4 separate regions of the Mus musculus genome follow, and all the other regions are linked to region 1. The links are chromatin loops, found by intact Hi-C in ENCODE. Cell type or tissue: heart. All regions are shown on one strand. Region 1 holds the start of Zscan25 (zinc finger and SCAN domain containing 25). Region 2 holds the start of Zkscan14 (zinc finger with KRAB and SCAN domains 14). Region 3 holds the start of Atp5j2 (ATP synthase, H+ transporting, mitochondrial F0 complex, subunit F2). Region 4 holds the start of Zfp655 (zinc finger protein 655).

Region 1 (8,000 bases):
TGTGAGGAAGTCAGAGGACAACTTCCAGTGTTGGTTCTCATCTTCCACCTTATGGTGACCACACTGCTGAGTATGCCTGGCTCCCTGGCCGGCAAGTTTCCAGGGCTCTCCTCTCTCTGCCGCTGGTCTCACTGCTGGGACCACACGTGCATACTACCTTATGTGCCCTGTCTATAGGTCCTGGAGATTTAATCCCAAAGCCTCATGCTTGTACAGGAAGTGCTTACCCACTGAGCCTCTCCTCAACTCCTGAATCTTCTTGCTAAAATGCAGCTACTCTCCAGGAAAGGACCTCTGGGAACTGGGGGACAATGGAGGAGGTCCCATGTCTCATCTATTCCCACCACTTTCTTAACCTCTTCATCTCTGATTCCCACACCAACCGAGGAAGGCCTGGACACCCTCTTCTCACCCACCGCCTTGGCCTCCGTGCTCCCCATCAGCTCCTCCACCATGGCCACCAGAGCCTTGCCGCTGTCTGGGCTGTGTTCCCGGATCCAGGTGTAGAACTCTCGGGGCAGGATGGTGAGGAACTGCTCCAGCACCAGCAGCTCCAGGATCTGCTCTTTGGTGTGCAGCTCCGGCCTCAGCCACCGGCGACAGAGCTCTTGGAGCTCCCTGAGGGCTTCCTGGGGACCAGCAGCCTCTTGGTAGCGGAACTGCCGAAACCTCAACCGAAATGCCTCGGGACTCGAGTCCTCCCCTCCCCTGCCCCATGGCAGCTCCTTCTCCAGTTTGACCACTGGAGCACCCATCTGCTGCTGAGGATCTCCTGCCATCTCCAGACGCTCTTTCAGCATCTTCAAGCTCCGGCAAGGCTGAGGATGACAACAAGGGTGACCCGTCTGAGAAGAGAAGATGCACGGAAGGTCAGCCCATCCATTTCCGGGTCTACACCAGTGACTGTCTGAGAATTCTGACATCTATCATGAAAACCCTATCAACTGGCTTGGGCTTAGATCAGTCAGGGTGGTGACAGTAGAGCAGACAAAATCAAGACAAATTTTTAAGGTTGAAACCAACAAATACACTAGTGGCTTGACTATGACAGTGTCCTCAGGGTAAATACCATGCCATACAGGTTACTGCACTGCTCTTGATTGCCCATCGTAACGAGATGGTAAAACCCTGCAGAAGACACAATACATTTGGACACAGGAAAAAAAAAAAAATCAAGCTGGAGTTGACCTGGCATTTCCTCCATGTTAACTGGTTTTCATAGTGCTGGAAGGCGCTGCACAGGCCACTGGAGGAGAAAAGCCATCACTTTTGGGTACTTCCCAGCAGTGACACTTGTGTGCTCCAGTAAGGAATGGCCTGACAGACAAGACATGCCCACGGAGGGAATTCATACCTGGGATTGTAAACCTGCTCAAAAGCCCATAGCCAGGGAGATTATGAGCCTAAGGGAGAACCTACTACTGCGGTATTTCTAAAACAGACATGATGTCAAGCCACCTTCTAAATATTTATGTCTACACCTATAGATTGGTGCTGCTCTCAGCCTTGGCCAGGGAAGCCTCTGTCTACTTGCAGCTAATGCAGAGACTCAAAACTGGTCAAAGTGCTGAGAATGAGTGATTGTTGAGAGCTCAGCCCTTAATGGGACATCTGTTATCAACACCCCACACAAAGCAAAGGCTCGGGAAACATAGTGCAAGGGGGGACAGAAAGAACCCAGGAGTCAGAAGATGGCAAAAAGAGTTCAGTGAGATGCTATCTTCTGGACACGGCACAGCCATGGCACTTGTGAACTGACTGCAGCCACGCCATTTACACAAGACCCACATAGGATCAACCAGTAAAATCAGCCCTCAGACCAAGAAAAAAGAGGTCGTGAAAATGGGAGGAGATGTTTGAGTGTCCCTTGGAGGGGTGTGAGAGGAGAGTTAGGGCATATATACTCAAGACATAGCATATGCATGTACAAAAATGTCAGACACTGGAAGCTGGAAGAACAGGAAAGGAAAAGAGGATGGAGGGAGGAGAAAGGGAAGAAGGAATGACAGAAAGGAAGCAAATATTACACCAGAAGAAAAAGAGGCGGCAATGCAAACCGTAAAATCAGTCTCGTTTACTTCCAGGGCAGGCAGGCTGTCAAAACAGGCCCCAAGCCCATAGGAAAAAAAAGAGACAGAAAGAATATGCAGGCAGCTATAGCTGACTCCCTCCCAAAACATTGGGGTCTAAAAAGAAAGGTGAGGCTGGAGAGACAGCTCAGCAATTAAAGAGCACTTGCTGTCCTTGCAGAGGACCCAGGTTCACTTCCCAGCACACACATGGTGCTTCACCATGTGTGTGCTTACAGACTGGAGTCTGTAACTCCAGTTCCAGAAAATCTATTGCATCTTCTGGACTCCAGGCATACAGTACACAGACATACATGCAGTAAGGAAAAAAAAAAAAAAAAAACTCATCACATAAAAATAAAAATATGGGCTGAAGAGATGGCTCAGCAGGTAAGAGCACTGACTGCTCTTCCAGAGGTCCTGAGTTCAAATCCCAGCAGCCACATGGTGGCTCACAACCATCTGTAATTAGATCTGATACCCTCTTCTGGCGTGTCTAAAGACAGCTACAGTGTACTTATATATAGTAAATAAACAAATTTAAAAAAAAAAGTTGTGGGCCACTATACTCAGCTATATACATATACGTACACATACACACACACACACACACACACATATATTATACACATGTACGTACACACACACACACATATACATATATCAAAAAAAAAAGGACGAAAGAAAAAGTTGAGTGTACTGGTGCACACCTTTAATTTCAACATTGGGAATAAGAGGCAGGCCGATCTCTATGGGTTTGAAGCCAACCTGCTCTACATTGTGAGTTCCAGGGCAGTCAGAGATACATAGTGAAAACCTGTCTAGAAAAAAAGAAAGATGTAACAGGCCTGTCGTTAGTGGCCTGAGAGGCCAAGGCAGGAGGATGGCGAGATCCAAGCCAACCTGGGTACGATGAAACTGGAAAAGAGGGAGAGCAGAAGAGGATGGAAGGAGGAAAGAGAAAGGGAGGAAAGAATGACAGGTGAGTAGCAAACATAACACCCTAGGAAAAAGAGGCTGCGATGCAGACCGTAAAAAAAAAAAAAAAAACCAGAATCAGTCTTGTTTACTTCCGGGGCAGGCGGGCTGACAAAACAGGCCCCAAGCCCAAAGCAGTAAGGCGCTGTGCTCATTAGCGCAACTAGGGTGCGGCAGGCCACGTCCTTATGTTACATATGGTATTTCTCTGTCCGCCTGTGAAACTGATTCCTCATCTTTCCACCTCTAACACTCATCGTTCTGCTTCATCCAGCTTTCTCGAACGTCCCTGCTACTGTCTAGCTCGGTCCGCCAGTGCCCTGGGGCAAGCGGCCCCCGTGGATCTTCCAGGCCTCTGGCAGACAGAAGGCGCCGCGTGGCTATTCTTCCCATCCCTGTCTTGCATCTGCGTCTAAAAACGCTTAGCGTCCCTTTTCGGAGTCCCAGGGTCAAGGTCTTCCTGCGGGTCCTGGACACCTTAGGCCCCCAGCCTGGCCCGACCGCGACCCGCATGGATCTTACCTGAGATCACCGCTGTGCGTGGAGCCTACGACCCCTGGCCCGCTGCTGCCCCGCCGAGCAGCAGCTTGCTCCGTCCAGCCCCGCCCCGACCCGGCCTGCCCGGGGCCTTGACTGCGCGCTTAGCACCTGCCCAGGCCTGCGCGGACCGGAAGTGGGTGGCGGATGCTGTCAAGCAGGTGCCCTATGGAAAGGGCTGACGTCCGGTTCCTCTCTAGGAAGCTCGGAGGTCCGAGAAGGAGGTATGTCTCTATGGTCGGTCATGGCCACTCCAGGTTCCCATCTCCTGGCTCTATTGCACTTCCATATATATATGGAATAAATAAATAAATATATATTTATTTATTTATTTATTCCATATATATATATTTTAATGAGTCTCTACAAAAAGTAGTTTTTCTGCCCTAGTCTGAGAGATGGATTAGTCTATGTGTAGAAACATAAATATTTTAACATTTGTCTAGGTTTATTTAGTGTGTGTCAGAGGACAACCTGTGGAGTGGGTTCTCTCCTTCCACCACATAGGTCCCAGGAATAGAACTCACACATCGGGCTTGGGGGCATGCACTTTGACCCAATGAGCCATCGCACTGTCCCCAAACATAAATATTTAGAAGGCAATTGGACAATATGTTCTTTTAAGAAAGGTAATAGTTTTAACTGTACCTTGACAATCTAGGATCATCTAGGAAGAGTCTTTTTTTTTTGGGGGGGGGGGGGTCGAGACATGGTTTCTCTGTGTAGCCCTGGCTGTCCTGGAACTCACTCTGTAGACCAGGCTGGCCTCGAACTCAGAAATGCGCCTGCCTCTGCCTCCCGAGTGCTGGAATTAAAGGTGTGTGCCACCACGCCCGACTGGAAGAGTCTTAATAAAGTGTTAGACAATCCCTCCGGGACAGGGTGGCCTGTGGGCATGATGCAGGAAGAGCCAGTCTACTATGGGTGGGTTTGGGTCTTGGACTGTATAAGAAGGGAGATAAACAGTAAGCATACAGATACTAATTCATTTCTCCCTGCTTTTGACTGTGGATACGATGTGACCAGCTTCTTCAAGTTTCTGCTGCCTTGACACCCCTACAATGAGGACTGTAATCTGGAATTGTGAGCCAAAATAAACGGTCTCCCCAAAGCTGTTTCTGCTTGTTTCTTGGTATGTTTGCTTGCTTGCTTGCTTGCTTGCTTGTTTTGTTTGAGACAAGGTCTCTCTATGTAGTTCTGGCTGTTCAGAAACTTGCTGTATAGGTCAGGTTGGCCTTGAACTCAGAGAGATCTGCCTCTGCTTCCCAAATGCTGGGATTAAAATACTGTCAGTACCATGCCTGCCTAATGACTGTATGCTTTTAACTTTCTCATTTTAGTGTACTAACTATTGCAGAATTCCTACAAAACACATGTATACTGGCTTCTCTGGGAAAACAAAGAAACATCTTGTGATAGGAGGGTTGTTTTAGAGCAGCTGACATTTTAGTTAGGCTTAGACATGATTTCCTCTTTCAGGGAAAGACAGGAAACGGTGTTGGAACTAGAGACTGGTGCTCAGGCCAAATATGGTAGTGCATATCATTACTATTAGCACCAAGGAGGCAGAGGCAGGCAGATCCCTATGAGTTCCAGGCCAGCCTGCTCTACAGAGTTCTGGAACAGCCAAAGCTACATAGTAAGACCCAAAATGAAGTAAATTTTTCATTTTGCTTTGGTTTGGGTTTTTGCTCTGCATTTGTTTGTTTGTTTGTTTGTTTGTTTGTTTGTTTTGAAACAAGATTTCTCTGTGTAGCCCTGGATGTTCTGGTTCACTCTGTAGACCAGGCTGGCCTCGAACTCAGAGACCTGCCTGCCTCTGCCTCCTGAGTTAGCCCTGAGGGGTTAAAGGGATGTACCACCATGCCCATTTTAGCGCATAACTCTTTAATATCATTAATTCAAATACCTATTGTGATTATGTTCTTTTTTTAAAAATTCAGTCATTTGAATATTGTAATACATTCTCTCCCATTGACCTCCAGGTTTGGATTTTGAAGAATAGTTCAACATAGTGGTTATTATTATTATAATATTATTATTATTATATATTATTATATATTATAATATCATATATATTATAATATTATAATATAATATTATTATTATTTTAAGAAACTGAAAAAATTTAAAAGGAGAAAAGATAAAAAGAAAATCCTTGAGTAGGCAGCAGTTCAAGGAATTTTGATAGGATCGTATTCCAGTTTCGTTCAGGCAGAATCACGGCCAATACAAAGGAGTGGAGGATTAGCCAAACTTCATGAACCAAAGGCAGCAAAGACCATCAAGGACGGGGAGGTATGCTTAGGAATACTCACACAGATGGAGGAAGAGCAGAGCACGGGTCTTCTGGGGTGATGTTACTGATCCTTCAAGAAACAGGAGGGGTTGGAGAGATGGCTCAGGGGTTAAGAGCACTGACTGCTCTTCCAGAGGTCCTGTGTTCAGTTGGCAGCAACCACACGGTAGCTCATTACCATCTGTAATGGGATTCAATGCCCCTTCTGGTGTGCATGAAGAGGTCAACAGTGTACTCACATACATAAAATAAATAAATAATTTTTTATTTTAAAAAAGGGGGGCTGGAGAGATGGCTCAGCAGTTAAGAGCACTGACTGCTCTTCCAGAGGTTCAGAGTTCAAATCCCAGCAACCACATGGTGGCTCACAACCATCTGTAATGAGATCTGATGCCCTCTTCTGGTGTGTCTGAAGACAGCTACAGTGTACTTATATATAATAAATAAATCTTTAAAAAATAAAATAAACAGCACTCAGGAGGTAGAGGTAGGCAGATTTCTGAGTTCGAGGCCAGCCTGGTCTACAGAGTGAGTTCCAGGACAACCATGGCTACACAAAGAAACCCTGTCTCACAGACTTAGGAGGCAGAAGCAGGTAGATCTCTGTGAGTTTGAGACCAACCTGGTCTACATAGCAAGGACCTTCCTAAAGTAAACAAGCAAGCAAACCAAAGCAAGTACTGTGCCCGACAGCACTCAAAGGGAGACAGGAGGATCAGAAACTCACTCTTGGCTCTATAGCAAGTTAAAGAGCAGCCTGGGCTACATGAGAAATACCCTCCCCAAAAAAAAAAATTTTTTTAAATGGCTCAAGTACCTTCACCATTTTCTAAGTTCAGTGTATTTGCATTACCTCTTAAGTGTTCCCAGGCCTGAGCACATTATCTGCAAGGCACTACCCACAGTTGGTTAGGGCCAAAGTCCACCCTGCTTTGACAGTCAGGATCTCCCCTTAGCTGAGGCTGTGTCTATGCATGTGGGTGCTGAGGGTCCCCTTTGGGTGCTAGGAACTTCAGCCTCACAGAGCAAAACCCTCCTTCACCCCTGCATTGAGCTCTCCTAACTTAGAAATTCTGTGCCTACAACTGTTCCCATCCCACCAACCTAACTGATAATAATTAGCCTCCTCCTAGCTTCCTATTTTCCTCTCATCCCAAGAGAGTAGAGACTCAGAAAATGTCCTTATGGGACCAGCAAGATGATTCTTCAGGTAAAGACACTGACACCAACCCTGATCCTGGGGAGAGCCCATATGATGGACATAGACAACTAATTTCTAAAAGTTATCCTCTGACTTTCAAATGCATGCAACAGTATGTATGCATGAACACGCATGCATGCCGTCATGTAAATATACACACAAGTAAATAAATAGATTCAATTAAAACTTGTAGCCAGTCTGTGATGGCATGCGCTTTTAATCACATCTCTGTGAGTTCCAGATTGCCTAGTCTATAGAGTGAGTTCCAGGACAGTCAGTTCTACACAGAGAGACCCTATCCTGTCTTTAAAAACCACACTGTGGCAGTGAGTTTTGGCTACACGCCTTTGTGCTCCCGGCAGATCACAAGCATACACCAGCCCAGGAGCTATCTTTGGATCCTCAAATGAAAGACACATGCACATTAGCTTATTTTTAAAATGTCTCAGCTACCTCAAAGGCTGGGCACTGCTGAACCTTTCCCTGCTACCCAAGGCCCAATCAGGGAAGTGGCCAGTGGCCACTTACCTGAAATCTCACATGACTGGTTGGCTTTGTCTCCTGCTGCTCCTGTATCCCATCCTTCTTTCCTGAGTCATGGTGGTCTTCCTCTCTGCATCCTACCCAAGAGACTCGAAGGGTCCCAACTTGTGCCCAACAATTAACCACTGGCATCTTTATTGATTGATCAAAAACTGGTTAGGGACAAGGACCTTCAGTGTCTGGGCATGCAGATTCCTTATTGAATCAAGGACATAGAACCAATCTCCAACACCACAAAAAAAAAATTTTTTTTCTTAAAGAAATGTCATTGTAGTCTTGTTAAGTTTTGTTCTCTACCCTCAACTTCTTCTGTCTTGCCTCCTTCCCCATGCCCCAGCCCCTGCATTGCCCTATCTCCCTTCCCTCCCTTCCC
Region 2 (8,000 bases), 75 kb after region 1:
TGTGGGGCTGTAGAGATGACTCAATGACTAAAAACACATACATTTCTTGTAGAGGACCAGAGTTCAGTTCCCAGCACCTACATCAGACAGTTCACAAGCACCTGTAATCCAATGCCTTTTCTGACCTCTGCAGGTAATGCATGCACATGGTATACATATATATGCAAGGAAAACATTCGTGTGTGTCTCTGTGTGTGTATAGTCCCTATACTTGTTGCAGAAAATATTAAAAAAAGAACCGCCATGTTCCCGCTCCATCCAGCTACTCTCTATCTGCTGGCCAACTCTCCACCAGCCAGAGTTCTGTTCTCTTCGCTGCCACACCAGCCCCACACAATGGCCATCCACCCCGAGGTCAGCCGCCACAACACCCAGCAACCCCGTAAAAAAAAAAACAAAAAACAAAAAACAAAGAACTCTAGAAGCTTATAATTAACAATTATAATTTATATATCAGATTTATATATCAATAAATTCTCAATTCACAAGATGCCAATACGATAATTTCAAAACCAATTGATAATGATAAAAGCTGCCCACCTAGATCAGACAAATTATCCCAATTATTCTATTCTTTATGATATCATATCTACCTGTGGCTATTTAAAACCACGCAGAATCTGCATCTTCATGTCCGTCGGTCTCCATCTTGCCCTCCCCACCCCCCAGCTCTCTTGTCCTCTCTGCCTCTCTAACTCTTAGCTCCGTCTCCCTTTTCCGTGTCTAATCACAGGCCTCCTGCTGCACTACTGTAGTCTCCCCTCCCCTAGCCTGAAACCTGCTTGCTCAGGGGTGGAGCTTCCTGCTCATTCGTTCTGCCACGCCCACTGCTGGAACCTGCAGAGCCTCACACGTGCACCTTTCTACTGGACCAGAGATTATTCGGCGGGAATCGGGTCCCCTCCCCCTTCCTTCATAACTGAGTGTCGCAACAGTAAAATTTGAGCTTTGATCAGAATAACTGTCTTGGCTACATTTCTTTCTCTCGCCACCTAGCCCCTCTTCTCTTCCAGGTTTTCAAAATGCCTTTCCAGGCTAGAACCCAGGTTGTGGTCTGCTGGCCGGACACAACACACTACTATTTAAATAGATCAGACAGGGAAAACCTTGCCCCATATACTTAGCAACATCATCTTCATTATCGCTTTTGCCATACTTCTGCTTTTGGAGGGGGTGCTGGAAATGAAATGGAACTAAGGGTAAACTCTACCACCAAGCTATGCCCTGACCCTATTATAGCGTTCTTAGTTTTGTTTTTGAGACAGGGTGTCAAGCAGCCCAGCCTCAAACTTGCAACATAGCCAGGACGACCTTGCTGATCCTCCTGCCTCCACCTCCTGTGTTGGGATCGCAGGTGTGCTCCAGCATGGTTTACAGGGCACTGGCAATGGAACTCATAGCTTGCGCTCTAGGCGAGCACACTGCCAACGGACCCATATTCCCAGGGCCCTTTTCTGGATTTAGAATGAAAGTCCAGCATATAGTCAGTCCTCTCAGGGGAGCCCCCCAGTCCACACTCCAGGCCCTCCTTGCCCATGTGACCAGAGTCCCCATCTTCTAGTCACATTGACTACTGACTGCACTGAACGGATGAGCCTCACCATTTTCTTCCAGAAGATTCTGTGACTCTCGCTCGGGCTGGGCCTCCACAGGTAGACACTGGTGACTGAAGGACTCCTGCGTGGCTCCGGGTGGTACCATCTTCTGAGGAAGTACTTCGGGACTTGTGGCAATCTAACAACCACAACTACAACCAATCAGCAAAATTACAGATGGGGATGGGAAAGAATCCATTAGAGTCCATTAGACTGCCACCTGTCCCCTGGTCCAACACTCACCTTGTGTCTACAATGAGCCAATTAAGCAGCAGTTTAAGTATGGTTTATTCCTACTGGGAAAAGACTTCCATGAGACATACCCACATGCAAATACTTCGTCTTGAACTTCATGTTACATGGGAAAAAAACCCACAGCTACAGGACAGAACGGATGCGCTCCATCTTAGCCTGAGAGGCTAAGGGAAGTGATCATTCCGTAAACACCTGAACGAGGTTAAGAAACTGCTGGAGAGTTGACTCTGAGGTTAAGAGCATTGGCTGCTCTTCCTGAGGACCAGTGTTAAGTTCCCAGCACCTACGTAGTAGCTCACAACCATATGTCACTCCAGTTCCAGGAGATCTGACACCCTCTTCTGACCGCAGTGGGCCACGGGCATACATGTGGTATATATACTTACATACATTCAGGCAAAAGTTGCATACACATAAAATAAATCAAATTTTTTAAAAGAAGAAGAAGATGCTAGAGAGATGGCTCAGTGGCTAAGAGCGCTTTTGCAGAGGATCCAAGTTCGGTTCTCAATAAACACAGTAGTTGGCTCACAACTGTCTGTAACTTCAGCTTTAGGGAACCCAATGCCTTCTTCTGGCTTCTGAGGGTATCAGCACAAGCAAACACATAGTTTAAAATAAAATAAAATAAAATAGGACTAAAGAAGTGGCTCAGCTGTTTATAGAGCATTTGTTGCTCCTGCAGAGGACCTGGGTTCAATTCCTAGCACCCACATGGGCGGCTCACAACCATCTACAACTCTAGCTCCAAGGGACATTAACGCCCTTATCGAGGCTCCACGGGCACATACATACCTGCAGGCAGAACACTTATACATACACAATAAATAATTCTTTTTTGGGGGGGGGGTCGAGACAGGGTTTCTCTGTATAGCCCTGGCTGTCCTAGAACTCACTTTGTAGACCAAGCTGGCCTCGAACTCAGAAATCCACCTGCCTCTGTCTCCCGAGTGCTGGGATTAAAGGCATGCGCCACCATGCCCAGCTACAATAAATAATTCTAAAAATCTAAAATCTTTTTTTTTAAGTTGCTGAAGTAGTGGTATAGCTATGTGTGAGAAAATAGCTGAAGCCATATTAAAGGCAGTACATCAGAACACATTCTAAATGAAGCAGTCTGTCAAAAAGCGAGTTTAAAACAGACTGAGGAAAGGTTTTCAAAAACTGCAGTGAAGAAAGGATTCTAAAAGCATGAAACCCAGAAACCAGGAAATAAAGAGTTAACCTGGGGGCTGGAGAGATGGCTCAGCAGTTAAGAGCACTGACTGCTCTTCCAGAGGTCCTGAATTCAATTCCCACCAACCACATGGTGGCTCACAACCATCTGTAATGGGATCTGATGCCCTCCTCTGGTGTGTCTGGAGACAGCTATGATGTACTCACATAAATGGAATAAAAGGGTAAAAAGAAAAGAAACACAAGTAGGGAACGTGAGCTTAATTTTCAAAGAAGAAGGGCAGGAGTAGGAAGAAACACATTATTCTTTAAAACTCATTACATGTTGGGTACAGTGGCACACGCCTTTCATCCTAGCATTTGGAGGGGCGGGGCAGACACAGGTGGATCTCTGTGAGTTCGAGTCTACATAGAGATCTCTGGTCTACATAGTGAAATCCAGAACACCCAAGGATACATAGTGGGGCTGTCTCAAAAACAACAGCAAAGCCAGAATATGAACGACTGAAGCACCACAGGGCTAAGACTGCATGGCAGCTCCTTCCTCACTGTCCCCGTTTCCTCTTGCAACGCACCTGTTGTCTGCGCTCCTCCAGCTCTCTCTGGATACTCTCTATCACAGCCACGGCTTCTTCCCCACTCTCGGGGTGATGCTCTCTCACCCAGGCCTGAAACTCTTCAGGCAGGATGGTGAGGAACTGCTCCAGCACCAGCAGCTCCAGGATCTGCTCTTTGGTGTGCAGCTCCGGCCTCAGCCACTCACAACAGAGAACCCGGAGCTGGCTGAGAGCATCGCGGGGTCCTGCTGCCTCATGGTACTGGAAGTGCTTGAAGCGCTGGTAAAAAGTCTCAAGCACTGGCCGGTTGTATCCCTGCATCCAGGAGCAGTCCTCTTCTTCTACTTTCACTATGAGAAGGTCTGCTTGCTCTTGCGAAGTCTCAGCGGGAGGCTCTAAGTGTATAACTGCCCTGGATTCTGTCATTATCATTCCAACTGAAGAGTCTCTAGACTCTAGCCCGTTACACTAACCCGATTTGTTCTCTGCTCTTCTAAAGGGCACTTTTTGTAGTGAACAACCTTACTGGAATGTCTGGAATTATTATTAGCTAAGAGAGGTGGCAACGACGTCATCTAGACTAAAGAAAAACCACTCAACAAAGTCATTCACTTTAAGATATAGAGAAGTTAGTCATCACTTCTCCCATAAAACAGCTAATAGCGACTACGTCCAGATTTTAATAACGTAAAAAAAAAAAAGGCCATTAAAAAGTGACATCAGGCCCAACTTAAAACAGTTTTAAAAATGAGAAAGTCCATATCTCATATAAATAACGGGACAAAATTATTCCAGACGGAGTCGTTTCTTCTCTCGATCATAAGCCAAACTGAAGTCAGTATAGGAATGAAACCCATTAAAATGGTCATATCTCATTCTGGCTTTCAAGCCATAAGAGCTTGATAGATAAACGAAAGACTTCATTAGTTCTATGAGAAGTACGGTTATACTAAAAAATTTGGACCTGGATTCTTTGTAATAGCTCCTGACCTGGAGACAGAGACCAGCCGGGTCAAGGTTAGGGACAGGACTCCAGTGTGGACACAATGTCCTACCAGCTCCTCTCCAGTCTTTAAGTCCCGGGGACCCAAAGATCAAACTCCCCGCAGCCCAGGCTTGGAAGATGGAGTTCTCACAAGCCAAGAGAGAGGCAAGTCCGACACTTTCCAACAGTTCATCGCCGGAAGTAACCAAGTACGAGCTTCAGCCATAAATCCCACCCCCAAGAGCGCTTCCGCAGCCTCTCTAGGAATCCCGGAGGTCCTAGCAGCACAGCGGGAAGGAGGAGCTACTCCTGAGCCCGCCCCCTTGTGGAGCTGACCAATCAGTCACCCTCAAGCAAGAGGCTACAAGAGCCTGGGGAAAATAGAGCTAATCTATTTCCCACCCCCAAAACCAGAGCATGGGCTTAGCTCAAGGGTAGGAATCTAGGGGGCCGGTCGGGGAAAACAAACAAACAAAATAGGTCCACCCTCTCTCTCCTCTGATTGGTCGAGCACAGCCTCACCCACCCACCCACCGCAGCACTCTGGAATTGAAGTAGGTCTGCACCATCCTGGCCACTTTTCTAAACACGCAAAGATTCTTTATTGCCCTAGAGTGGCTGAGGCTCTCGGGACTACATCTCCCAAGGAGCTGCGCGCGAAGTCTAGCCAATATGGCTGTGGCTCTCTGTCTCCAGGGCTTATTAATATGCTGCCGGGGAGGCAGACCTGACTGGCTCCGTGATAGAGGCTCTTACTGCCAAGCCTGATGACATGAGCTGATCCCTGGACTTGAGACATCCAAAAATTGTCCTTTGACTTCCACAGCTCTCCATGTAAGCCCCTTCCCCGCAGGCATTAGGTAATTTTTTAATGTTAAAGGGCATCAGGGTGTCTAGTCCGAAAGTTATATCAATTAATTGTTCGTATTTTTTTTCTATTGCTTCTGCACTTGACTAGCTTTTGAAAAACAAAACAAGCCGCGCGGTGGTGGCGCACGCCTTTAATCCCAGCACTTGGGAGGCAGAGGCAGGTGGATTTCTGAGTTCAAGGCCAGCCTGGTCTACAAAGTGAGTTCCAGGACAGGCAGGGCTACACAGAGAAACCCTGTCAAGAAAGGAAGGAAGGAAGGAAGGAAGGAAGGAAGGAAGGGAGGAAGGAAGGAAGGAAGGAAGGAAGGAAGGAAGGAAGGAAGGGAAAGAAAGAGACAAAACGAATGCAGCAGAGGGAAGAAAGAGAGAGAAAAAGGAAGAAAAAAAGAGAAAAACAAAACAAACAAAACGAATGCAGCAGAGGGAAAAAAGCGCCTGTTGCTGTATCGGCTGAAAAGCTGAAAGATGCGCCCAGAGCATGGCAGCCAGGCGGCTGGGGAGAAACAATAGTTTGAAGACAGAAGTTTTGCTTAAAGCCTGTTACCCTAAATTGTAAATCCCATTTTAAATTATCTACCCCTCTCTTGAGGCGTTTTCATCATTTTCCAAGTCCTTCGAATACTGGTAGTATCAGAGAACCTGTTGTCACACTTCAGGGGCCCACCAAAACAGACTACCGTGGAATTGCAACCCCTGCCATCAGTGGAAGACCTAGTTACAGAACTAAGGTCACAACACTGGGGGCGGAGGGAAGGGCATCTCTCAAATCCACGACTGAAGCAAACTGTATTTTGAGGTGTACCCGGGACTGTCTAGCGGGCCATCTCACTCTAAATCACTCCTGTGGTTCACAACCTTCAGTAATTCTAGTTCTAGGGTATCCGATGCCCTCTTTCTGGCCTCTGGCTGGCCCGGAACTCTCGTAGGCCAGGCTTCCCTAGAACTCACAGAGACCCGCCTGCCTCTACCTTCTGAGTTCTGAAATTAAAGGTGTGTGCCACTAATGCACTTCAAATTATTTGTTTGTTTTTTCAGGCAGGGTTTCTCTATGTAACCCTGGCTACCCTAGAATTTCTCTCTAGACCAGGCTGGCCTCAAACTGAGAGATTTTCCTGCCTCTGCCTCCTGAGTGATGGAGTTTTTTGTTTTTTAACGTGTACAGTGTCTTGCCTGAATTATATCTATGCATCACAAGTGTGCCTACTGGCCACAGGATGCCAGAAGAGGGCAGTCAGATCTCTTGGGATTAGAGTAAGTGTGCTTGTTCCTGTGGTGTCAGAACTAAACTCTGGTTCTCTGGGGTGTTTTTGGTTTTGGTTTAACGTGATTTATTTATTTTACCTGTCTGTTGTGGCACAAGGTTTTAAATCCAGAACTGGGGAGGCAGAGGCAGGCAGATCTCTGTGAGTTCGAGGCCAGTCTAGTTCCCAGAGCTAGTTTCCATAGCCGGGACTATACAAAAAAACCCTGTCTCAAAGAGTCAAAAACAATTTTTAAGTAATTAAAAGAAAAATATACATGTGTATATAGATAGATAGATGTAGATATAGATATAGTTTTACTTTATTTATGGCTGTTTGACCTGCACCATGTTGTGGGAGCCAGTAATTAAACCTAGATCCTCTAAAAGAGCAGCCTGTGTCTTTAACCGCTGAACCATCTCACCAATCCATCTTTTTTTTAAAATTTATTTATTTATATTTATTTTTTTCAAGACAATTTTTTTCTCTGTGTAGGACCCCCTATCTATCTAATCCATCCATCCATCCATCCATCCATCCATCCATCCATCCATCCATCCATCCATCCATCCATCCATCCATCCATCCATCCATCCATCCAATCTGTCATGACTGTCATGACGTGGCCTGCGGCCCCTTTAGTAAAATAAGAAAGGCGAACCATAGAGATGCATCTTAGTCCTCCAGGGCGCTTAGAAAGACCTTACGCAGGCGAGGCCTCTTCCCAGAGGCGGGGTTAATTACGCACTTCCGCTTCGGTTTGTTTTTCTGTCACCTGCCGAAATGAGAACTGAGAAGACCGGGTTCGCGTGTGTGCTGTGTCCGTAGTGGCCTTTTCTGGGCCTCGTTTTTGGAAGAGGGTAGCACTCCGCCTCGGTTTCAGAAAAGGTCCGTGAAGTCATTGGGCTTTGCTCTTCTAGAAAACAAGCTCGACCTGGACGGTCCAGAGGCTCCAATGGCTGCAGGCTCTGGGGTCGTCCCGCCACCTCTCGGTGCTGGGCTTTGTACGGTGAAGGTGGAGGAGGACTCTCCGGGGAATCAGGAGTCCTCCGGTTCCGGAGATTGGCAGAACCCCGAAACTTCTCGAAAACAATTCAGGCAGTTGCGCTACCAGGAAGTGGCCGGCCCTGAGGAGGCGCTGAGCCGACTTTGGGAGCTCTGTCGGAGGTGGCTGAGGCCCGAGCTGCTCTCCAAGGAGCAGATCATGGAGCTGTTGGTGCTGGAGCAATTCCTCACCATCCTGCCCCAGGAGCTCCAGGCCTACGTGCGGGACCACAGCCCTGAAAGTGGGGAGGAGGCTGCGGCCTTGGCGCGGACTCTG
Region 3 (8,000 bases), 88 kb after region 1:
TCCAGACAGCAGAAGGACTGGGCACCAACAGTCAGTGTGGGGATGACCACAAACAAGGTTTCCATGTGAAATGCCATTCAGTGAAGCCCCACAGCTCTGTGGACAGTGCTGTAGGGCTTCTTGAGACCCAGAGGCAGTTCCAGGAAGACAAACCTTACAAATGTGATAGCTGTGAGAAGGGCTTCAGACAGCGCTCGGACCTCTTCAAACACCAGAGAATCCACACAGGTGAGAAGCCCTATCAGTGCCAAGAGTGTGGGAAACGCTTTAGTCAGAGCGCTGCCCTCGTTAAGCACCAGCGGACACACACAGGTGAGAAGCCATATGCATGCCCAGAATGCGGGGAGTGCTTCAGGCAGAGCTCACATCTGAGTCGGCATCAGAGAACCCATGCCAGTGAGAAGTACTATAAATGTGAGGAGTGTGGGGAGATCGTTCATGTTTCCAGCCTGTTCAGACATCAGAGACTACACAGAGGGGAGAGACCATACAAGTGTGGAGACTGTGAGAAGAGCTTCAGACAGCGCTCAGACCTCTTCAAGCACCAGAGAACCCACACAGGAGAGAAGCCCTATGCGTGTGTCGTCTGCGGGAGAAGATTCAGTCAGAGCGCCACCCTCATTAAACACCAGAGAACTCACACAGGAGAAAAACCGTATAAATGTTTTCAATGTGGTGAAAGATTTAGACAGAGTACACACCTTGTCCGACACCAAAGAATCCATCAAAATTCAGTCTCCTAGCTTCCATGTGTCTCTGCGTGACTCACGTGGCTTTTGTTGTTGCTACTGTTGAGAAAAGGTCTCACTGTGTAGCCCTGGCTATCTGGCAGTAGCTATGTGGACCAGGCTGGCCACAAACTCAAGAGGTCATCCTGCCTCTGGCTTTACCTCCTGTATGTTGAGATTAAAGGTGCCCACCACCTTCCCCAACATGACTTTTGTTGTGATTGTTCAGTTGTTTCTTTGTCTCGAGGGTGCATTGTCGTTTGGGACATCTCAGTCACTTACAGATTTCCTTAGGCCTCACACACACAAGACAGTAGGTCTCGTTTGAACCTTTCTGTTTGGTTGGTTTTTGAGACAGGATCTCATTATGTCTCACAGGACAACTTGAAGGAGTTGGTTTCCTTCTAACTACCTGTAGGTACCAGGGATGACCTCAGGTCATTATGCTTGGCATCATTGTCTTTACCCACTGAGATATCTCACTGGCCCAATTATGTTTTCAAGTTTTATATATACACACACACAAACTGCAGAGGAGGGAGAAGGAATATAGGGAACTTTCCAAAGATGAATGGGGCCATGTTTGAGATGTCTAATGATAAGGGTTAAAGGGCAGGGTCGATGGCTCAGCAGTTAAGGTGACAAATACCCCGAGTTTGAGCCCCAGAAACACCATACCCATCTATAGCTATAATCTTTTTCTGAGGTCTCTCATGAGACAGAAGGAAGTGGTCCAGGAGGACATCCTTGGGGTCTTCAAAAGGAGAAGACTGAGTACTGAAGCACTTGAATCCTATGGCGTCAGGCGTAAGGGGGTGGTTCAGAGCATAATGGTGTTTGCTACCGAGTCCGACAACCTGAATTCCATCCCCAAGACCAACATGGTAAAGGGAAGAACTGATACTCAAAAGGTTTCCTCTAACCTCATACATGCTATGCCACATACATGCCTCACCCCCACACTAAATCTTTTTTAAAATGCCCAAGACCTGGGACATGATTCCACTTTGCTTTGAAGCCGTATTATTGGAGTTATCCCTAGTGCTGAAAGATTCCACTGTGTGTACCAAGATAATGCAGTGGAGCCCCAGGCCTTGACCATACATGTGCTTCTAGGACCTCCAGAAATGCTCAGGAGAGCTTTATAGCTCAGTGCTAAAACCTTTGCCTCCCATGCACAAGGCCCTAAGTCCAATGACTCCAACATCTCAACAAAACAAAATGAAAATTGTTTTGTGACCTTTTGTTTCAGACAAAGACTCTTTAGCCTGGGCTGGTTTCAAACTCACAGTGATCCTCTTGCCTAAGGCTTTCAAGTCCTGGGATTGTTGCAGTGTGCCACTCTATCCAGCTTTCCCATGAGACTAAACATGCAAGTGGCTGGAAGGTGGCCTATAATTGTATTAGTGACAACTCTAAGCATAATGGATTCATCCTTTCATGAACACAAAGCAGTAGATAAATGGGACCCTTGAATGAGACTCCTCTCTTGCTTCCCCTCTGCCCCAAGACAGAGTCTGGGTAGCCCTGGCTGGCGTGGAACTCGTCCTGTAGACCAGGCTGATCTTGAGGGGAGGTCCACCTGCCTCTGTCTCCCGAGTGCTGGGGTCAAAGGCCTGTGACACCCACTGCCTCCTTCTCTCTTGCTCATTAAAATCTTGAAAAGTCAAAAGCATTCAGAGCTGAACTCTTGATACTGGCTCTACACTCAACTCTAAATACAGGCAGACTCAAGCATTCTGAGGCGAAGCAGGGTTTGGTGGTAAACACCTGTAATCCTAGCACTTGGGAACTTGACATAAGAAATGTTGGGCTGGTGTAGATCTTTGGTCCAAGATAGAATCACTTAAGACACTAAGATGATGACCCATGTGGGACCACCCAGCCCCTTCAGGGAAATGGTAACTGAGCCGACTACAGCCCCCTTCTATACTAATAGCTAGAGTGCCCTGCTCCCCTTCCAAAAACCCAGAAATGAGCACAACTTGGACTATAGGAGGATTTCTGGTGGTTAGATAAAAGCCACCATTCCTTAGGAACGGTAAAAAGAATTGTGACTATTCCACAGTGAATAGCAGGTAAAAGGAATCGGGAAGCCCAGTTTTCTGTCAAAAGGAGTCATTTTCCTTACCTTTGGCATTTACCAGCATATCAAAATGCATGCTGGCCTCCAGTCTCTCAATATCACAAATACCCATTACACACAGCAAAGGCCATGTTATAGCATTCTGGCTCTTTTCATCTTCTCTATGCTTCTCCCTTTAGCTCCTGGACTCCCCCCACCCCTCCAGCGAATCATTCTTATAAGCCTGCTATTCTCACTCCCACCCTACCCCATGCTCTCACTCTTAGATTGCTCTGACCATGTCCAGTCAGATGCCCATGTTAAGTCTACTTCTCTCTGCTCTTCCAGATGCCTCTGGCTGTTCCCTCTCACTCATATTTACAATAAACATCCCCTCTCCTGGGGGCTGGAGAGATGACTCAGTGGTTAAGAGCACCGACTACTCTTCCAAAAGTCCTGAGTTCAAATCCCAGCAACCACATGGTGGCTCACAACCACATGTAATGAGATCTGACGCCCTCTTCTGGCGCATCTGAAGACAGCTACAGTGTACTTACGTATAATAAATAAATAAATCTTTAAAAAAAAATCCCCTTTCCTTATGGGGGCTGGAGAGATGGCTCATCTGTTAAGAGCACTATCTGCTCTTTCAGAGGACCCAGGTTTCATTACCACAAATCACATAGGAATTCACTACTGTCTTTCTAACTTCAGCTCCAGGGGATCCAATGACCTCTTTTGACTTCAGTGGGCCCTGCATGCATGTGGTACACAGACATATATGTAGGCAAAACACCCATGTACATAAAAATAATTTTAAAAACCTTCACCTTAATTATACCATGGAGTGGTTATGTCAGTTTATACAGGCAGTGCACACATATAATTCCCATACATGAGTTGTCACTGCTAAAAGTTTCAGGCCAACCCAAAACATATACTGATTTCCAGGCTAGACTAACTCTGTTATTGCATACAGTCTTGCTGTATTTCAGGCCCAAATTTGGGAATTAATGGCAAGATAATGCCTGTAGCTATATAGTAGTCTGACTTTGGCGCTAACATGGCTTAAATCTAATACTTCTGATTTTGGGTCAAAAAAACTACCTTTACGAGCTTTAGAAAATACCCATTTAAGCAGGTGTCAGCTGTGGAGGCGTGTTTGCAATCATCATGGAAACCACTTAAGCATGTGGAGTGGAACTTCAGAGGGATTTGGGGGTCAGAGCAGTGAATAGCAAGTAAAAGGGACTGGGGAGGGTTAAAACAAATGTTCCTATTCAAGGCTTCTCTGCTTTTCTTTCTTTTCAGCATTGGGAATGGAACCAGAGCCTTAAGCACTCCGGGACTGAGCCACACCCCTAAGCCTCTCATTCCTCATGAGAGATCCAAAAGTAGAAGGCAAAAAGTCAAAAGGTCCCTTTTCTCTTTTGTCCTTTGCTTCCGCCTGGGATAGGTCTCAAAATGCTCTACCTAAGTGGTGATCTACTTCCCATGAGCCTCTGCTTCCCGCTCCGGCAGGGGTGCGTGCGCCCTTCCCAGCAGCCTTTGCGCGCGGCTGGAGTTCTGCGGACACCAGGACTTCAAGATGGCGTCACTCGGTGAGTACTCGGCCCTTTCCTGGCCTTGGGGTTGGAAGCCCGATTTGGGCACAGGCTCCAGGGCCACAGTGGGGTGAGAAGGAACCGCGGGAACTCTTGCTCTTCACCCGGGGCTTCACTGAAGCCTCCCCGGAAGCGCGCTGGACACTTACTATAAGGTCCTGTGCTCCCGCCCTCCTCCCTCCACTCTGCAGCGGATTTCTGCTGTGCATCGCCTGGCCTGGCGGTGGAAGACCCAGTCAGCACGGAGAGGCTTCTGGGGGCCTGCACATGCGTTGCCCGGAACCATTTGTCTGTCCTTCCGCGGAGGACTAAGCTGCTGCTTTTTCTTCCTGCGCGACTTGACACAGGCAGGGTCACTTGAACCTTTACGCTGGGCAGCGCTTGGACCTCCCTGGAGATGAGGCTTTCAGATTACGGTCCAGGACCAGCGAATGCCTAGAATGGTTCCCGACACCACATTATGTTACATACGTGTCGACTGAATACGCCTACTGGGGTGAAGTGACCTGTTCAAGGTCACCAGTCCTGAGAGAGCCTCGCTGGGATTCAGACCTAGGTTGGCGGGTCTCATGATAAATGAGATTACCTTTCAGAAATGTCCTTGTGACAGACAAGCAGATGTTCCCTTAACACGTACGAGTCAATCTCCACACACATTCATTGCGCACTGTTGGGATTACACATTATTGTTGTTTTTGTTATTATGTGTCCCACACGTGTCTAGGTATGGTCATGGGAATGCTGGAGCTTGTGTCCAGGTTCGAGGACAACTCCGAGGAACTCCAGTAGCCAGGCTAGCCATTTCACAGTTGTCTACCTCCTCCTTTTGAGACAGGGTTTCACCATGTAGCCCAGATTGGTCATGAACTTGCTGCCACAGTCGTGATGTATTAGCGTCTATCTCTGAGTGCTAGGATTACAGGCCTATGCTACTGTACTTAGCTTGTTACAGTGTTCTTTATCTCAGCCTGGGAAGGTGAAGGGGGGGGTGTCTAAAAACGGGGTGTGAAGGAGCTGAGCCTTTTTGATTTGGTTTGGTACTTGGTTTTGCAAGATAGGATTTCTTTGTGTAGCTCCAGCTGTAATGGAACTCATCTGTGGATCCACCTGCTTCTGTCTCCCCAGTACTGGGCTTAAAGGTGTAGGTCACTGCCACCTGGGGCATTAGCAGCTATTTTATCTGTAAAATGGTAGGAGATGGTTAGTGAACACAGCTTTCAGAAGAGACAACGGGAAGAGCATTAATGACACTGCTCAAGAGGCTGAAGAAGCACAATTGTCAGCCTGGGCCTTCCTCTCCAAAAAAAAAGTTGAAAAAATAGAAGTTTTGGATCCCAACCCCTACAGGATTTCTCTGCCACTCTGGCTATCCTTGAACTTGAACTCCACCTGCCTCTGCCTTCCCAATTGCTAGGGTTGAAGGTGTGTGCCGCCACTGCCACAACCACCACCCCTATCACTTTTTCTTGTTTTTTTTAAAGACAAGGTCTCCCTAAATAGCTGTGGCTATCCTGAAATTCACTAGATAGATCAGGCTTGTCTGGAACTCATAAAAGTCTCTCTGCTTCTGCCTCCTAAGTGCTGGGGTTAAAGGCATGCGCCATCATACCCAGCTTAAAGTTTGCAATCTTATTTAAGTAGAGGGTTAGTGTGAAGAGACCTTTGAAGGAAAGACTAAAGAGTTTAGTACACTTCGCCAGCTGGGGGTTGATATTGTACCCCTGTCACCCTAGCAGTGGGAAAGCTGAAACAAGAAGATTATCCATGAGTTTAAGGCTAGCCGGTACTGTATAGCAATACCCTATCTCAAAAAAACCAAACCAACAAACAAAAAGATGACTCAGTTCAAGAAAGATACTGGGCGGGGCTGGGGAGGGGTGGAGTAGTCGGGTTGCGGCTCAGTTGGTGGAGTGCTTGCCCCACAGGCACAAAGTCCTGGGTTCCATCCTCAGCACCACATAAAGCTGGTAACTCCAGCACTTGGAAGGTAGCAGGATCCGCCATGCCAAAGACATCCATTGACATACAGCAGCAGGTTTGAGCCCAGCATGAGCTACATAAGATCCTGTCTTAAAAAAAAAAAAAAAAAAAAAAAAAAAAAAGGCGAGCATGGTGGCACATGAGTATGTATGTTCATGAGTGTGTGTCTGTCTCTCTCGAGTGTGCGCGTGCATGTGCACATGTGCAGAAGAGCCACGGGGACTGTATGGAGGTCAGAAAACAACTTTGCAGGCTCTGCACATACTTTTAATCCCAGTTCTCAGGGGGCGAAGGCAGGGAGATCCCTGAGTTCAAGCTCAGCCTGGTCTACATAGTTCCAGGACAGCCGGAGCTATAGAGAGAGACCTTGTCTCAGAAAACAAAGATAAGTGAGAAAGTGGCCACCCCACAATGAAGGGTTCTGTTGGTGTGAACTGGGCATCTGGTTTTCCCTTGGGGTATGTGAGTGAGGTCGGTTCGCACAATCTGATTCTGCGTAACTCTAGTGAAGGATCTGGAGGTCACGCCTCCTAAGTATTGATGGGTTTTTAACAGTTACCAGTAGCACATACGATTTGGAAGCTTTGGGAGTGGAGGTGTTGTCTGGGGCTGGAGAGAGGGCTCGGTGAGTGGAGATGACACAAGGTTGGTTCCCAGCTCCCACATGGTGGTTCATATTCATCTGAAACCCTAGTTCCAGGGCATCTGATGCCCTCTTCTGACCTGTGTACACTAAGCATGAGTATGGTGCGTATCCATACATGCAGGCAAAATACCCATGTACATATAATAAAAATATTAAAATTTTTAAATGATGTATTTTTATTTGATGTGCGTTGGCATTTTGCCTGCATGTATGTTTATATGAGGGTGTCATATTCCCTGGAATAAAGTTACAGATAGTTGTAAGCTGCCATGTGGGTGCTGGGAATTGAACCTGGATCCTCTGGAAGAATAGTCAGTGCTCTTAACTGCTGAGCCATCTCTCCAACTTCAGAAGAATAAATCTTGAAATTATTTACTTTTATTTTTGGAGACAGGGTCTTTCTATGTAGCCCTGTTTGTCCTGGAACTCACTATGTAGATCAGGCTGGTCTTGAATTCATAGAGATCTGCCTGACTCTGTTTACCAAATGCTGGGATGATAAAATGCATGCACTACCATGCTCGGCTCTTTAAAAATAATTTTTGTTACAGTATTCTGTGTGTGCAAGCATATGCAAGCCACAGTTGTGGAGATTGGTTCTTCCACATGCCCTAGGGCTACCCCAGGACTTGGACAGAGCTATCCTGAGATCAACTTCCAGAGCATGGAACAAGTTGTGAGGTTTGATATGTTTCCTTCCTATGTATGGGTTCCTCTCAATGCAGGGTAATTATTATTACAACTCTGTGATGACAAGATACCACAGGGCTGATGAGCTGGCTCAGTGGTTAAGAACACTCGTTGCTCTTGCAGAGGACCTGAGTTTGGAAAATGTTAGGGTTTTTTTTTTTAATTTTATTTTATCTATTTATCTATCTATCTATCTATCTATCTATTTATTTATTTTTGGTTTTTCGAGACGGGGTTTCCCTGTGTAGCCCTGGCTGTCGTGGAAATCACTTTGTAGACCAGGCTGG
Region 4 (8,000 bases), 48 kb after region 1:
AGAATCTCAAAAAAGTGAGACTCATCATCAAGAGAGATTTTAGCCTGTCTTTTAAATGTATTTCTTTAATGGAAAATATCTCAGATACACAAAGGGATCAGAACAGAGTCCAGCTAGGGGTTGGGAAGATCCTTATGACTATTTAAAGGGGGGGGGGGGAGGGAGAAGAGAGAGGGGAGAGAGAGAGGGGAGAGAGAGGAAGGGGAAGAGGGGAGAGAGGAGAGAAAAGAAAAGAAAGGGAGAATTTAGCCAAAGCACAACCAAGTTTCTCTTTCCTAACAGGAAACTGATGTCCCACAAAAGCAAGAAGTACAAACTGGGGATAAGGATAACGGTCTCCTCCTGATAACCCAAAGTAACCTTCAATTTACCTCCACCCCCACCCCCAAGGAAAGGACCTTAAAGATGGAGGGCTGAGAGGTTCTGTGTTAACTGGGCACACTCTACTGACTACCTAAAAAACCTCACACCTACTCAGAAAGAAATCCAAACAGGTAAGTTGATCAACAGGAGGGTCCTTACCCAGTGAGACCACGTTTCCATAATTCTCTAACATCACTTCTCTGTAGAGCTCCCTCTGAACAGGGTCCAGGCATCCCCACTCCTCTCGTGTAAGATGCACAGCCACATCCTCGAATGTCACAAACTCCTGAAATAATAATTCTGGCTGCTCTCAGGAATGGGCTACTATAGCACCATGGCCAGAGAATGAACATGACACAGAGGACGTCTAGTAGCTGTTTATGTTGGGGAGGAGAGAGAACAGACTAGAACTTAAGAGAACAAATCCCATGAGTGCCCATCACAGTCTCATGGACAAAGATGATAGTGGAGATGGAAAAATTCTATCTGTCAAATCCAGGTCTCTGAAAATGATCTGTTCCCAAATTGCTACTGAAAAGACTCCAGGCAAGGGTTAACAGATGGGGTGAAAGAGAGGCCACACTCAAGCAACGAGAAACCCTGAGGAAAAGCAGAGGGTCCCTCAGCTCACCTGGTACCTGGCTGTCAGGAGCGCAGCTGCCTGGTCTCCTGGGCTTCCCTCATGGGGAAGAGCAGGCACCTGGGGAACAGGTGGAGCTGAGGGAGGAGAAAGGAGCCAAGAGTGAGAGCAGCCCCTCCACAGGGCTCCCTTTTCAGAACACTTCTCCTGCCCAAGGTATGTCTGTTGCATCCTCCTTCACGTCAGTGTTCCAGTAAAGTCAACATTTACCAGGTCTCAGGTATGCCCACTCCTCCTTGGGAGCTGCTCCTACTTACACAGACTGAGGACTGTAATATGGACTTTACTAGGAATCGCACTTAATCCTCATGGCATGACATTCCTTCTATAGAAGGGCAAGCATTATACCTGTTGTGATGAGCAAAGCAAAACAGACAGACAGACAGACAGCATTTCCTGGCCAGCCTGGGTTACAGAGTGAAAAATGTGGTCTCAAAAACCAGAAACAAGAGCAAAAAGAAGCCTGAAGACATAGCTCAGTTGGTGGAGTGCTTGCTTGGCATGCATGATGCTCTGGGTTTGATCCCCAGCACCATCTAGTGGGCAAGGTGTCACACAACTGTAATCTCAGCACCTAGGTGGATATAGAAGGATCAGAAGTTCAGTCACCAAGGCATAGCAGTCCAATGCCAACCTGCTCTACATTAAGGCTCTGAAGAAGAGTTGAAGGGGACTGGGTGTGGTGGTGTAAGCCTTTAATGCCAGCACTCAGGAGGTGGAAGCAGGTGGATCTCTTTGACTTTAAGGCCAGACTGGCCTAGCAAATTCCAGGACAACCAGGGCTATGCAGAGAGACCCAAACAACACAAAAAAGTTGAAGGATTTGATGATAGGGCCAGGGTCTTCAGCAAACTTCTGACATTTTTCCAGATACCATTTACTATAAACATCATTCTGCCTTCATGTTATTATTGGGCACTATTTCTGCAAGCTATTGTGTGCGGCTTGTAGAAACAAAAACAGTCATGTTTCCTCACAATCCTTTACACCCTCCAACAATGTCCCACACAGTACCCTCCACATAATGGTACTCCATCTGTGTTGCTGACATACAAGTTCCTTCAGGCACTGGTGCTGATCTATAAGAACTACGACATAGTTCTTACATAATAAAACCAGCAGCTAAGTATGATGCTGTATGCCTACATTCCCAATGTAGCTGGGGGGCCGAGACAAGATTCATTCAAATCATGGGCCGCATAGTACTAGGCCAGCCAGGGCTACCTATACATTAGCAGGATCCTATTTCAAGGGGAGGAAACACTTACCTATTTAATATATGTATGTGAATAGATAGTTAATATGATGTAACATCTGTGCATGTAAAGAGACACTGTGTTCAAACAGGAAATTAAATGGTTGCTTTCTTGACCAAAATTGGATTATTCACGAACACTGAAGTTGCAAAAGAATGGCAGGTAGCAAATCACACTAGATCACCAGGAGAGGAGGCAGACTGAAGAGAACCCAGGGAGTCCCCGAGGCCTGCGTTAGGTAAGCTAGTGAGACATGGCAAAAGCAGCCTTTGTTAGAAGTCATTCTGGTTGTGGTGTCTGCAGTGAAGCTCATATTCTCAAGGCCAGAGCAGGGTGATGGGCGGATTACAGACAGGCTAGCTACCCTAACCACAGGGCCCAAGCCAAGGACTCACACCTGCCACGCCCTTCCAGTTCTTCCACTAAGGCCCACCTTCTTATTCAAGACCCTGGCCTCTCTCATGTCAGGCCAGGGCCCCTTACTATTCCCATTCTCCTTGAAGAAAGTGTGGTCTCTGCCTTACCCCCACTGAATCCCTGCTCCATGTCCGTGTCCTGCAGAAACCGAAGCTCTGGGGAAAGACATTCAGACTGGTTCTCCAAAGGCTGGAAGTGGCCCCTGGGTGACTCTGCGGCTTCTTGGGATGTTACCTCCTCCATCCCTGTTCAGGGGACAATGACCATCACTGCAGGGTGAGAGTGAGAAGAACTGCTTAGTAAGTTAAAATGTCCCATAATCTCATATTCTCAGGACTTGGCAAACTATTCTATATATGATAGACTTTGTTAAAAAGACATTTTTTTAAAGCTAGTGTTTCTCTGTGCAACAAAGCCCTGGCTGTCCTGGATGCTCTTTGAAGACCAGGCTGGCCTCAGACTCACAGAGACTTGCCTAAGGGTTGGGATTAAAGACCAGCACCACCACACTCAGCTAAAAGCAGACTTTAAAAAAAAAAAAAAAAAACCAGCCTGAAGGTGGTAGTACAAGCCTTTAATTCCAGCACTGGTGAGGCAGAAGCAGGTAGACACGAGTTTGGAGCTAACCTGATCTACATTCCAAGACAGCCAGTGCCTCAGAAAGAAACCCTGTCTAGAAACCCAGCCCCACTAGATTTTAGTTGTCACAGTCCACAGACTTAAGTTTCTCTAAATGTAATTAAGTAAAGTGCATGGTAATTAGGGCCCAAGAAGGGTTTAAAACCTAAAAAGTTACCAAAATAAACAAAAAGAAAAACACAGAAGCAGGAGATGCCTGTAATTTAAGGGTAGAGTACTTCCTAGTATGCACAAGGCCCTACCTTCAATCCATAACAACCTCCCCCTTCACAAAAAAACAAACATGAGTACCATTCGGTTTCAAAACTTAAAACCCAAACAGGAAGGTGTAAGAATTCGATATTACTCAGACTCTACTGAACAATCCCAAATCTGTGGTTTAAAATATATGTGTGTGTGTGTGTGTGTGTGTGTGTGTATCGCTGGGCGTGTAATCCCAGCTCTCGGAAGATTTAGACAGGAGGTTCAGAAGTTCAAGGTTAGCCTCAAAGCTGTCTTTTAAAAACCCAAACCAAAACAACAACAACAACAACAACAACAAAATAGCTACCATTAAAAGAATTTTTTTCAACACAGTACAACTGCGTAAACCTTTCCATGGAGCGTCCTAAGTAATTTAGAGGCTCAAGCTGAGACCCAGTGAAACACGCCAGATAAGATTACTCATTGTTTTTCTCAAAAGCAGGCCCCTTAGGAATCATGTGGTAAGCGGTAAGGCCGTTCTGCATTACTCAATGGGCCCCGATGAATAATGATACAACTCACTTAGGAGACAGACCCTTAGGGCAGGCTGGTCGAGCCACCTGCGCGCAGCACGAGGGAGGGCTGCGAGGAGCCTGGTGTCCTTCAGATCCAAGGACGAGCCCGGGTTCCGTCCACCGTCCACCGTCCACCGCCCTCCGCCAGGCTCCCGGCCCGTCCGCAGGCCTCGCCCAGAGCCACCCTCCGCCTACCTCTCTCTTGGGCAAAGGTTCGGTCCCCAGAGGGCGAAGCGGGCCACAAGACCGAGCTGCCACCCGGGCCCGGCCACTGGGTTCGCACCACGGGGCCACCCCGGCTCCCCGGGCTCCGCGACGAACCCGGGAAGAGGGGAAAACAGGGCCGCGAGCCCGGCCTTCCGCGCGCCCCAGCTCCGGGAACAGCCGTCAGCCCGCACGCGGCGCCTCCTGCGCGTCCGCCCCGCGGGCCAAACAAGCGGTCGCTCCCACGGCGACGCGACAACGGTTCCCCGGGACTCACCCAGGTGGAGAGGCGGGCCTGGAGACTGTCCCGTCACGGAGGCGCTCCTCGCTCAGCTGCACCAGCCTGTCCGGGGCCACTCTCTCGACTGCCAGAAGGCTGACGCCTTACGTCACTTCCGGCGACGGAAGTCCACGGGAGGGCGGTCCCGGGTGAGGTTCCCGGATGAAGAGCAGGGGTGAGGGTGTCCCGGGTCGAGCTGTCAGCTGACGGACACGGGATGCGGTCTCGTGGGTGGGGTCCGCAGCATCGCTAGATAAGGCCTTAGTTGCTGTTGTGCTTCGCTTTCTCGAGGTCGCACAGCCCTCCCTGCTGATTAGGGCGCATCTTACACCAGGAGGGCGACAGAGGTTGGGAAAGAACTCCCGACTCCTCCCGGGCCGCAAGAGCGTGCAGGAGGATTCCTAAGCAGAAGATGAAATACCACCCTCGTGTCTAATACTGGTTTGGTCCGGCTTTATTTCTCCTAGGAAGTGCCTGACCCCAAATTGCCCACAGAAAGGGACATACTAGGTGTTGCCCTGCCTGGAAGGGACAAACGTTTTCCCCAAGAGGATTCGCCCAAGGTCACCAAGATTTTCCTGTCAGGCCCTACTTTGAGTCCCACCCTTTCCTTCATGTTTGATTCTTTGCCTACCATGAGGTGAGCAACTTCTTCCAACAGGAGTTCTTCGCTGTGTGCAGCTTCACTGTAGACACAAAGGGAGCAAGTTTAACTGAGAACTGTTTGAAACTGTGACACAAAAATCTCTCCTCAAGCTTGATTATCTCAACTATTTTTGCAATAGTAGATGCAAAGCCAAGACTCCCATAATTTTGTTCCCCTGGAAATTAGTGAAGCTCAGAATCTTGTAATTTACAATCTTATAATTATCTAGTATTAGGAACAACTGCTACATAAATCAAATATTTTAAAATACTGCCCAAGGGCTGAAGACGTGGCTCAGTGTTGAAGAGCACTGTTGCACTTCCAGAGTACAAAGGTTCGCTAAGTTCCCAGAACTCAAACTGTGGCTAACAACCCTGTCACTAGGTTCTAGAGGTGGATCTAATGCCCTCTGACCATGGGAGACGCTGACCACCCCAGGTGAACATATATGCATGCAGGCAAAGGATACACATATAAAAAATTATTTGGCTTGGAGAAATGGCTTACCAAGTAAAAGCCCTAACTGTTCTTGCAAAGGACCGGAGCTCAGTTCCTAGTTCCCACGGTGGCTCACAACCAGTGTAACTCCAAATCCAGAGGGTTGGATGGTCTCTCTTGGGCTCCTGTCACACATTTGGCACAGTGCACACATATGCACACACATACACACACAAAATAAAAATAAATCTTAAGGGAAAAAAAAACTGCCCACAACAGGTGTGGTAGCCTATGTGGTGGTCTATACCTGACAGGTGGATCTCTGTGAGTTCCCAGACTAGTCTACATAGTGAGTTCTACACTATCCGGGGCTACATACACCCTGATCAAAAAAAAATTTTTTGAGGATTTATTTATTTTATGTATATGAGTATACTGTAGCTGTCTTCAGACACAGCGGAAGAGGGTGTCAGATCTCATTACAGATGACTATAAACCACCATGTGGTTCCTCGGATTTGAACTCAGGACCTCTGGAAGGGCAGTCAGTGCTCTTAACCACTGAGCCATCTCACCAGACCCCAAAATTTTTTTTAATTAAAAAAAAAAGAAGAAGAAGAAAAGAAAGGAGGAGGAAAGAAGAAAGAAACCAGGGCTCAGGGCTCATAATAGGGTTTTTTAAAATGTCTGTGTGTATCTCAGACAGTGGTGGTGCACATATTTAATCCCAGCACCCTGGAGGCAGGAGGGAGACCTCTGAATTCCAGGACAGCCTGGTCTACAGAGTGAGTTCCAAGACTGTAGAAAGAATTCTGGAATTTTGGTTTCTTTAAACATACAGGGGGAGGGGGGAGGGGGGAGGGTGGTGGGGGTGGGAGAGAGAGAGAGAGATTATAAAAATGTCTTTTCATTTTAATCCCAGGTGTGGGGATATAGGGCTGCTTCAAACTGGTCACAACAGCTGACTGTGGTTTGCCTTGGGCTCTAGCAAAAGCATAGTTTTGCCAGCTGCAGGTAGTTTCTGCAATTGTGAGACATTTGAAATTCTGGCTACTTTCATAGGGTATATAAATGCTAGGGCCCCACTAGGCATGGTTGGTTGTTGGTCACTCAGGTAGGTTGGTTGTGGTTTGTTAGTAGTTGTGCCCAAGGAAGAAACAAGAAGAAAGATAGAGTTCCGTGAATCTAACTTCTCTCTGGCCACCCTATCTTTCTCTCTCGCCTATGGAGTGACAAGGGGTGAAACTGGGGCCAGGGATAAAGAGTGTAAAAAAGAAGAACCCAGCCGCGCAGTGGTGGCGCATGCCTTTAATCCCCAGCACTTGGGAGGCAGAGGCAGATGGATTTCTGAGTTCGAGGCCAGCCTGATCTACAGAGGGAGTTCCAGGACAGCCAGGGCTATACAGAGAAACCCTGTCTCTAAAAAACAAAAATACATACATACATACATACATACATACCATTTAAAAACCAGGGCTGGTGAGATGACTCTGATTAAGAGCACTGACTGCTCTTCCAAAGGACATGAGTTCAAATCCCAACAACCACATGGTGGCTCATAACCATCTGTAATGACATCTGACACCCTCTTCTGGAGTGTCTGAAGACAGCTACAGTGTACTTATATATAATAAAATAAATAAATCTTTTTTAAAAATTATAAAACCAAAACAAAAGTGTGTGTGTGTGTGTGTGTGTGTGTGTGTGTGTGTGTGCGCGCGCGCGCACGTGTATATGCCAGAGGCCGACACTGTCACTAGGCCTTATTTCTCAGGCACTTGCCACTGCCCCAGAGCTCACTGATTAGGGTAGGCTCACAGCAAGCCCCAGGGATCTTCCTGCCTCTCCCTCTCCAGTACTGGGATAATGAGCACAGGCTATCACCTGGCTGTTTTTTGGTTTTTGTTCTTGTTTTGTTTTGTTTTGTTTTGTTTTAAAGACTGGGTCTATGTAGCCCTGGCTGAACTGGAACTCATAGATCTGCCTGCCTCTGCCTCCTAAGTGTACGTGTTGGGATAAAAGGTGTGTGCCACCACACACAATTGGTCTTCTCCGTTCTTTTTTCTTGAATAATGTGGGTTCTGGAGATTGACGTCTGGTAGGTATGTCCCTGTAAACTTTATCAACTGAGCCATCTCCCCAGCTGCCATTCTGTTTCATCTCCAACCCCTGCCCCTCTTTCCTGCTGCTCGGCTTCCCAGAATCAGTGCTTCTACTCTCCTGGTTTCTAATTCTGGGGAGGAAGCCTTTTGTTGGAGACAGGGTCGCACTCTGTAGTAGCCCAGGCTATCCTAGAATGACCTTAGTGGCCTTAACTCAAGATCTTTCTTCTCTGCTTCCTAAGTGCTAGACTTATGGAA

The links. A loop is a pair of places that touch in the nucleus more often than their neighbours do. Peaks named below come from ENCODE experiments on the same cell type or tissue, not always from the same donor. Only the 100,000 strongest peaks of a DNase experiment are listed, where the experiment ranks them.
Region 2: it touches region 1 in a loop (3.0-fold over the local background); 4 of 42 quality-filtered maps call a loop at or near these places.
Region 3: a loop joins it to region 1, with 3.0 times the contacts of the local background. A loop is called at or near these places in 4 of 42 quality-filtered maps.
Region 4: a loop joins it to region 1, with 4 times the contacts of the local background. A loop is called at or near these places in 14 of 42 quality-filtered maps.

Annotation. Positions count from the first base shown.
Region 1 is chr5:145,276,197-145,284,196 of GRCm38, reverse strand. It overlaps Zscan25 (zinc finger and SCAN domain containing 25), which reads right to left and starts at 3,726. Exons shown (of 6, transcript NM_001081431.2): 1 at 3,570-3,726; 2 at 417-845. The coding sequence starts at 800. It overlaps Gm38740 (a long non-coding RNA gene), which reads left to right and starts at 3,148. Exons shown (of 2, transcript XR_868692.2): 1 at 3,148-3,808; 2 at 4,611-4,691. In heart, no CTCF peak of the experiment used is centred here; a DNase peak (open chromatin) is centred at 3,716; H3K4me3 peaks cover 1,346 bases; H3K27ac peaks cover 1,037 bases.
Region 2 is chr5:145,201,310-145,209,309 of GRCm38, reverse strand. It overlaps Zkscan14 (zinc finger with KRAB and SCAN domains 14), which reads left to right and starts at 7,428. Exons shown (of 3, transcript NM_023322.2): 1 at 7,428-8,000. The coding sequence starts at 7,635. It overlaps Zkscan5 (zinc finger with KRAB and SCAN domains 5), which reads right to left and starts at 4,751. Exons shown (of 6, transcript NM_016683.2): 1 at 3,602-4,751; 2 at 1,602-1,734. The coding sequence starts at 4,015. In heart, a CTCF peak has its summit at 4,897 (motif pointing left); DNase peaks (open chromatin) are centred at 4,889, 7,499 and 7,939; H3K4me3 peaks cover 3,311 bases; H3K27ac peaks cover 3,259 bases.
Region 3 is chr5:145,187,897-145,195,896 of GRCm38, reverse strand. It overlaps Atp5j2 (ATP synthase, H+ transporting, mitochondrial F0 complex, subunit F2), which reads left to right and starts at 4,356. Exons shown (of 4, transcript NM_020582.3): 1 at 4,356-4,394. The coding sequence starts at 4,382. It overlaps Zkscan14 (zinc finger with KRAB and SCAN domains 14), which reads left to right. Exons shown (of 3, transcript NM_023322.2): 3 at 1-951. The coding sequence ends at 743. In heart, a CTCF peak has its summit at 3,325 (motif pointing left); a DNase peak (open chromatin) is centred at 4,336; H3K4me3 peaks cover 2,179 bases; H3K27ac peaks cover 2,356 bases.
Region 4 is chr5:145,228,386-145,236,385 of GRCm38, reverse strand. Zfp655 (zinc finger protein 655) reads right to left here and starts at 4,644. Exons shown (of 4, transcript NM_028298.4): 1 at 4,555-4,644; 2 at 2,784-2,945. The coding sequence starts at 2,919. It also overlaps Gm6287. In heart, a CTCF peak has its summit at 1,541 (motif pointing left); a DNase peak (open chromatin) is centred at 4,685; H3K4me3 peaks cover 2,248 bases; H3K27ac peaks cover 1,729 bases.